Regions from separate parts of the Mus musculus genome. Here region 1 is linked to region 2. Evidence: chromatin loops called from intact Hi-C (ENCODE). Cell type or tissue: left cerebral cortex. All regions are shown on one strand. Each heading gives the region's core, and the rest is flanking DNA. Links, peaks and the distances in the headings are about the cores only. Region 1 has its middle 66 kb from the start of Gm35392. Region 2 has its middle 60 kb from the start of Gm46033.

Evidence for each region. A loop is a pair of places that touch in the nucleus more often than their neighbours do. Peaks named below come from ENCODE experiments on the same cell type or tissue, not always from the same donor. Only the 100,000 strongest peaks of a DNase experiment are listed, where the experiment ranks them.
Region 1: a loop joins it to region 2, with 1.9 times the contacts of the local background. A loop is called at or near these places in 2 of 42 quality-filtered maps.

What each region holds. Positions count from the first base shown.
Region 1 is chr8:15,307,837-15,310,759 of GRCm38, forward strand. No RefSeq gene overlaps it. Among named protein-coding and RNA genes, the nearest start is that of Gm35392, 66 kb to the right of the region's middle. In left cerebral cortex, for the core only: CTCF peaks have their summits at 1,781 (motif pointing right) and 2,015; a DNase peak (open chromatin) is centred at 646.
Region 2 is chr8:15,468,681-15,471,603 of GRCm38, forward strand. No RefSeq gene overlaps it. Among named protein-coding and RNA genes, the nearest start is that of Gm46033, 60 kb to the right of the region's middle. In left cerebral cortex, for the core only: no CTCF peak of the experiment used is centred there; a DNase peak (open chromatin) is centred at 1,332.

The sequences.
Region 1 (2,923 bases), core at 294-2,793, 160 kb before region 2:
TTATTTACATTTTTTGCTTTTAAGATTGCTTTACTCACTGGATTTTTTGAATAGTTTTGCTTTCTTCTTTTGCTTTGTTAACAATGGACTAAAATAAAGGGAGTTTAAAAGTCTGTGCTCTGTAAATAAGATGAGGAGGCTGCTGTGAATGAACAATCATGAAATCCCAAGGCAGGAGTCCATGTGTCTTCTGTGGGCTTGAAGGAGGGTGCTCTCAGAGACAAAGATGGTAGCCAGCATGCAGCCTTGAGGAGACCATTATAGGGTTCTATTTTGAACACTAGTGGCCACTGGGTTGCATAAAGCAGCGAAAACTATGAGCCAGAGTATGGTTTGGAAGGATCACTGGATTCTGTATTGGGGCAGATCATGGTCAGGGGATCTTTGTTTTCAATCATTTGGATAAACATGCAGGCAGTGACTATTGGACCGGATGGAAAGTCCTCTCTGTTTCTGTGATAAAATACTATGACCCAAAGCAACCTGGGCAAAAGGAGTATCTTGGCTTACAGTTCTAGAGTGTTAGAGTCTGTCATGGAGGAAAAGACTTGGCAACACTTGGAGAAGCCTGCCAGCAAGAGCTGAGAGCTGGCTGATCACATCTCATCCCCACTCAAGAAATGAGTTGGGTTGTTTGTAGAAGGAAGCCAGATGGGGCTATAGCCTGTTCCCAGTGGCATTCCTTACTATGCCAAGACTCTATAACCTTCCCAAACTGCACCACCAAGTACAGACCAAGAGTTCAATATTCATGAGCTTTTGGGGATACATCTCATTGACAGTGTGTTCAGAGCTGTAAGACTCCACCAAACTGCCTACTGGGATGGCTTTACCTTTTCCCATTTCTACATGCAATGAGAGCTTTCTTGCCACTCCATATCATGAAAGCACTTGCAGGTTTGGGGCCTTCCTGGGGTTATACTGGTAGTATATAGCTCATTCAGTTGCATGCATGCCTTCGCTCTCTTAGATGTGTCAAACTGCATCTGTCTTGCAACCCTTACTGCTTGTTCAGGACCCTCTATTCTTACCAGGATCCAAAGTTTAATATTTTCTGAAATTTCTCATTTATCTGTATTAGGATGCTGTAAGATCCTAATAATAATAATGATTTCTTATCTTGTTTGGGCATAGTACTTGGGAGACACACAATGTTTGTTTGGTACTGAGAGAAGGTCATGCTTTGTTTAGCCTGGCACTTGCTGTGTAGTACAGGCTGGCGACTAACTCATAGCAGTTCTTATGCCTCAGACTCTCAAGTTCCGAGATGTTGGGTATCTAGGACCACTTCTGGCTTGGAAGTCACTTTTAGTACCATCACTCTACTCCCCAGTGTTGTCCCCCTCTTCTGTCTCCCACATTTCTATATGACAGAGCAGAGTTGCATATCAAAGCAATGTAGTACAGTGCTTATGTGCAGGAGTTTCTCAGCTGAGTAGAACCCTGGCTCTTAATAGTTTTTTTTCTCTTTCTTTCTTTCTTTCTTTCTTTCTTTCTTTCTTTCTTTCTTTCTTTCTTTCTTTCTTTCTTTCTTCCCTCCCTCCCTCCCTCCCTCCCTCCCTCCCTCCCTCCCTCCTTTCTTTCTTTCTTTCTTTCTTTCTTTCTTTCTTTCTTTCTTTCTTTCTTTCTTTCTTTCTTTCTTTCTTTCTTTCTCTCTTTCTTTCTTTCTTTTCAGCATTAACTTAAGATACTTGAGTCCTTCCTGAGTTTAGGGTATAGAAATGAAAAGTTTCTCATCAGGAGAAGATAGAGTACATAGGGCATTCAGTAGGGTGTCCCCACTAGGGGGCGAAGTGATTGATAGGTTGGCTCATACTAAAATCACCATATGCATTCAATGTTGGCTTTCCAGGGTTTCCCTAACAGCATCCCAATGAATTCTCTATATCCTGTAGCCACTAGATTCAAGGAGTGCAGTCCACACAGGAAAGCCTTGGCACATCTCATACAGATGTTGGGAGACTGGAAGCACGTGGTAGAACCTGAGGGTTGTAAACACTGAAGGAAGACTGGACTAATGAGTAACAGTGTTCTTAGAAGTGCATTATTGATGAAGGAATGTGAATCCCATTGATGTAGATGAATCTGAGATTTGCATGTCTCTCTACTTGGAGCACACCTTCTGTAATAATTCATTGGATTCTGGATACTTTGACAATAGAGGTCTCTTTACAATGAATGCATATAACTAGAAGATTGGTTTGACCTTATTGTACTGTTCACCAAAAAACTTTACTCCTGGGCTGTGTCACATGAACATGCTTCCTGTGGCTCCTGCACATATCTCTCCCATTTCTGGCCATTAGTGGGAGTGCTAGGCCATGCTGTGATGTCTGGGATAATCCAGGATGTTCTTGTAAGCCCCTAAGTGCAGGCCTTATCTCTCCATCTCTCAGGATCTTTATACTCTCTCCCCTTGCCTAGAGTGCTTCCTTGGTCCACGACAGCTGCCCAAGCCTAGACCCCAGTGCGTCAAGTGGCTGTAAACTAGGAGCTGACTGACCTAGTTTCAAACCTAAGTACATAGGGCATTCAGTAGGGTGTCCGCACTAGGGGGCAAAGTGATTGATAGGTTGGCTCATACTAAAATCACCATATGCATTCAATGTTGGCTTTCCAGGGTTTCCCTAACAGCATCCCAATGAATTTTCTATATCCTGTAGCCACCAGATTCAAGGAGTGCAGTCCACACAGGAAAGCCTTGGCACATTTCATACAGATGTTGGGAGACTTAAAGTTAATCAGAATAAATATGACAATTATTTTTCTAGAAAGAATGTCTTATGTGATTCATTTATGAACTAGTGTATAGAACTAGGCTCGGTGACTTTGTGGTCCCTTTCTATTTCCTTCTTATCTTGTGAAATGAGATTTAACATCTTCAGAAGGCATCTCCTGAAATATTCATATAAATGAAGCAAAT
Region 2 (2,923 bases), core at 123-2,622:
TTGTTTACAAAGGGCAACCGAGAAGCTGGATACCTGCATGTGTTCCCCTCAGCCCCCAGTGTCCTCTCGCTACATTAGGAGTGGACACAGGACCCAATGACCCAGTGAGGAGGCAGTCATGGAGGAACCAGATAGAAAACCTGTGACTCTTTGTGATCCTATCTTCTCGTTTTCCTTTCTTCTTGTTTTCCTTTTCTTGGAGACAGGACCTCACTGGGGTGACCTCAAACTCTCCCTGCCCCAGCCTCCCCCTAAGTATTGGAATACTTGTTAGGGTTAACACACCAGACTGTCGTCTCCTCTTTCAATAGTATAACAAACAGTGTTAGGAAGGATTTATAACACTAAGGGCACACTGTTCACTTAAGTCATATTTAGTTTATACTAAGGTGTTTGGTGTTTGGGACCAAGGTTTTATCCAATAAAGTGAAGCCATAGTATAGAACCTTAAAATACACTTCTCAACTCTTGGGAGATTTTTAACTAATAATATTTTAGAGGTTCATTTTTGATATTTTAATTATGTTGTGCATGCACTTGTTTTTGTGTAGGGGGGAAGGCACACGAGTGCAGGTGCTCAGTGGTCCAGTGTTGAGTTACTTGCAGCTGGAGTTGCGGGCCATTCATTCTAAGCAGCCTGACGTGGGTCTTGTGCAAAAGCAGCATGCACACGTGACCATTTCTCTGATGATTTGGATGAGTTCTAATTAAAGAATAAAGATAGCAATTTCATGTTTTCAGAAAAGAGACTAAAGATGAATAGTTTGAGAATGAGCAAATAGGGCTAGAGAGAGGACTCAGTGCTTAAGAGCACGTGCCACTCTTATGGAGGATTTGGGTTCAGTTCCCAGCACCCACATGGCAGCTCACAACCATCTCTAACTCCAGTTTCTGAAGATCAAAGACCCTTTTCTGGCTTCCATAAACACAAGGCACATATGTGATCCATAGACCTACATGTAGACAAAACACACATGCTTATAAAACAAGTAACTTTTTAATAAATGAACAAAGACATAAAAGTGGAAAGTATTTTAACAAGATATGCCCCAGGGAAAGCATGCTTTGAGTCTGAATAACCACAGGCTTGAGGGTTCTCATTTCATGCCTGCTGAACGGGGGGGGGGGGGGGGGGGGAGTCCTCTACCTAGACTTGAGGTCAGTGTTTTAAATGATGAAGCCATTTTGCTCAGAATGCTTTTTCTTTCAGCGTACACTCAACACTAATGTGGTTAGAAAATAAAATTGCATCTAAATTACCATGTGTTTCACTCCAGGGGATGATCGGAAAAGACACTGAATATTTTATCCTCAAATATCTCCTGGGCACCGCCTCTCACTTAAGAAACAAGGTTTGTGCCTGCTATAAAGTAAATTATTTTTGGACACGTTTGTCATTGTGAAATCATGACAGAACTGATACACAAGTTATGCTGACACAACGCTTTGTGGTTTGTGACCCCAATGTCCATGTTTAAGCAGGGACATTCAACAAGGTACTATGACCTGAACTTCCATTCTGTAGCCTGGGAGATGCCTAAGGGAAATCCCAGACTTTTGGAGCCTCCAGGAAGGGAGCGTTTTGAGTACATCTTCCTGCCTTACTCAACCATCACACATTCTATGTAACCTGGAAGTTCACAAGTTCACAAGTGTCCACCTCTGATGGATGTATTTTCATGGAAAACCAACAGGGTCGTTATCAAAACATGCATTCAATACAGGGAAGTTAAAGATGGCTGACAGGCCTTACCTAAAACCTCACTACTTAGAAAAATATTCCAGACACTCATAATTAGCTAGAATAAACAGACAAAACATAACACAGGTACTACTTCATGAAGATCATGTCCATATGTTCCATGTGCTAAAGGACTGGTCCCCCATTCGTACCATTGAGAGGTATTGTGAATCATCAGTGAATAAAGTTAGGGGAAGAGGTAGTCCTGAGCACACTGAGGGATAGGGTTTCTTACTGTGCCTCCATTCTTGATTCCTGCCTGGTTCTGTAAATGGTTTTTATCAGAGAACATTGTGTCAACCCATCCAGACCAAGGAGCCAGCTGATCACAGGGCTAGAGCACCCAGAACACTCAGGGATACGAGCCAGCCCTCGTTTTAAATCTTCCATAATGATAACACAACACCCACCCATACAATCACACAGTGAGATTTTGTCCTATATACAGCAGTGTCTCTAAGATCAAACTCAACTTGGGTGAATTTAGAATATGACGTAGTAAAAATATCAAGACATGAAGGTAATACTGACATTAGGATGAATGTGCTGTTATGGTAAAGAATGCATTTCCAAAAGACATATTTCAAAAAGGAGCTTACTGCAAAACAAAAAACCAAAACAAAACAAAACAGGATTTCAGGCGAATGACTATCTGCTATAAATACATATAAGTAATTGTCCTTTATTCACTAGTCTTTTTACTATCATATATTAATGATCCATTTAACTACAACCATAGGTCTCAGATTAATTTGAAACATAGTGTTTCTCCCCTCTCCTGGTTCACAGCTTTCCTGTGCGTGGGTTCTTTATTTCCACTGTGTTGTTATTTGTGTATTTCTCCCCTGTTTCTTTTTCCCACCAAGGTTTGCAAATCCCTGTTGTTGTTTGTTTGTTTTTCCATACTTAGGATTGAATCCGGGTCCTTATGTTCATGGAAGGCAAGTGTTTCCCCCTGAGTGAAATCCCCATGCAAGCTTGTTGTACTTTCTTTGTTCTTTTTATCCAATTCTGAGATGTTGCATGTGTAAGTAGACAGTTTTTCTTCTCCCAGGTCTCATGAATCCACACACACCTTGTATTTTGATTATGCTCCAGGGTCCTATCATTGTACTTTTATAGTTAAGCCCCATTGATTTCAACCCTGGTGCCATCATGCTTTGTGGCTGCTATTTGTTGCAG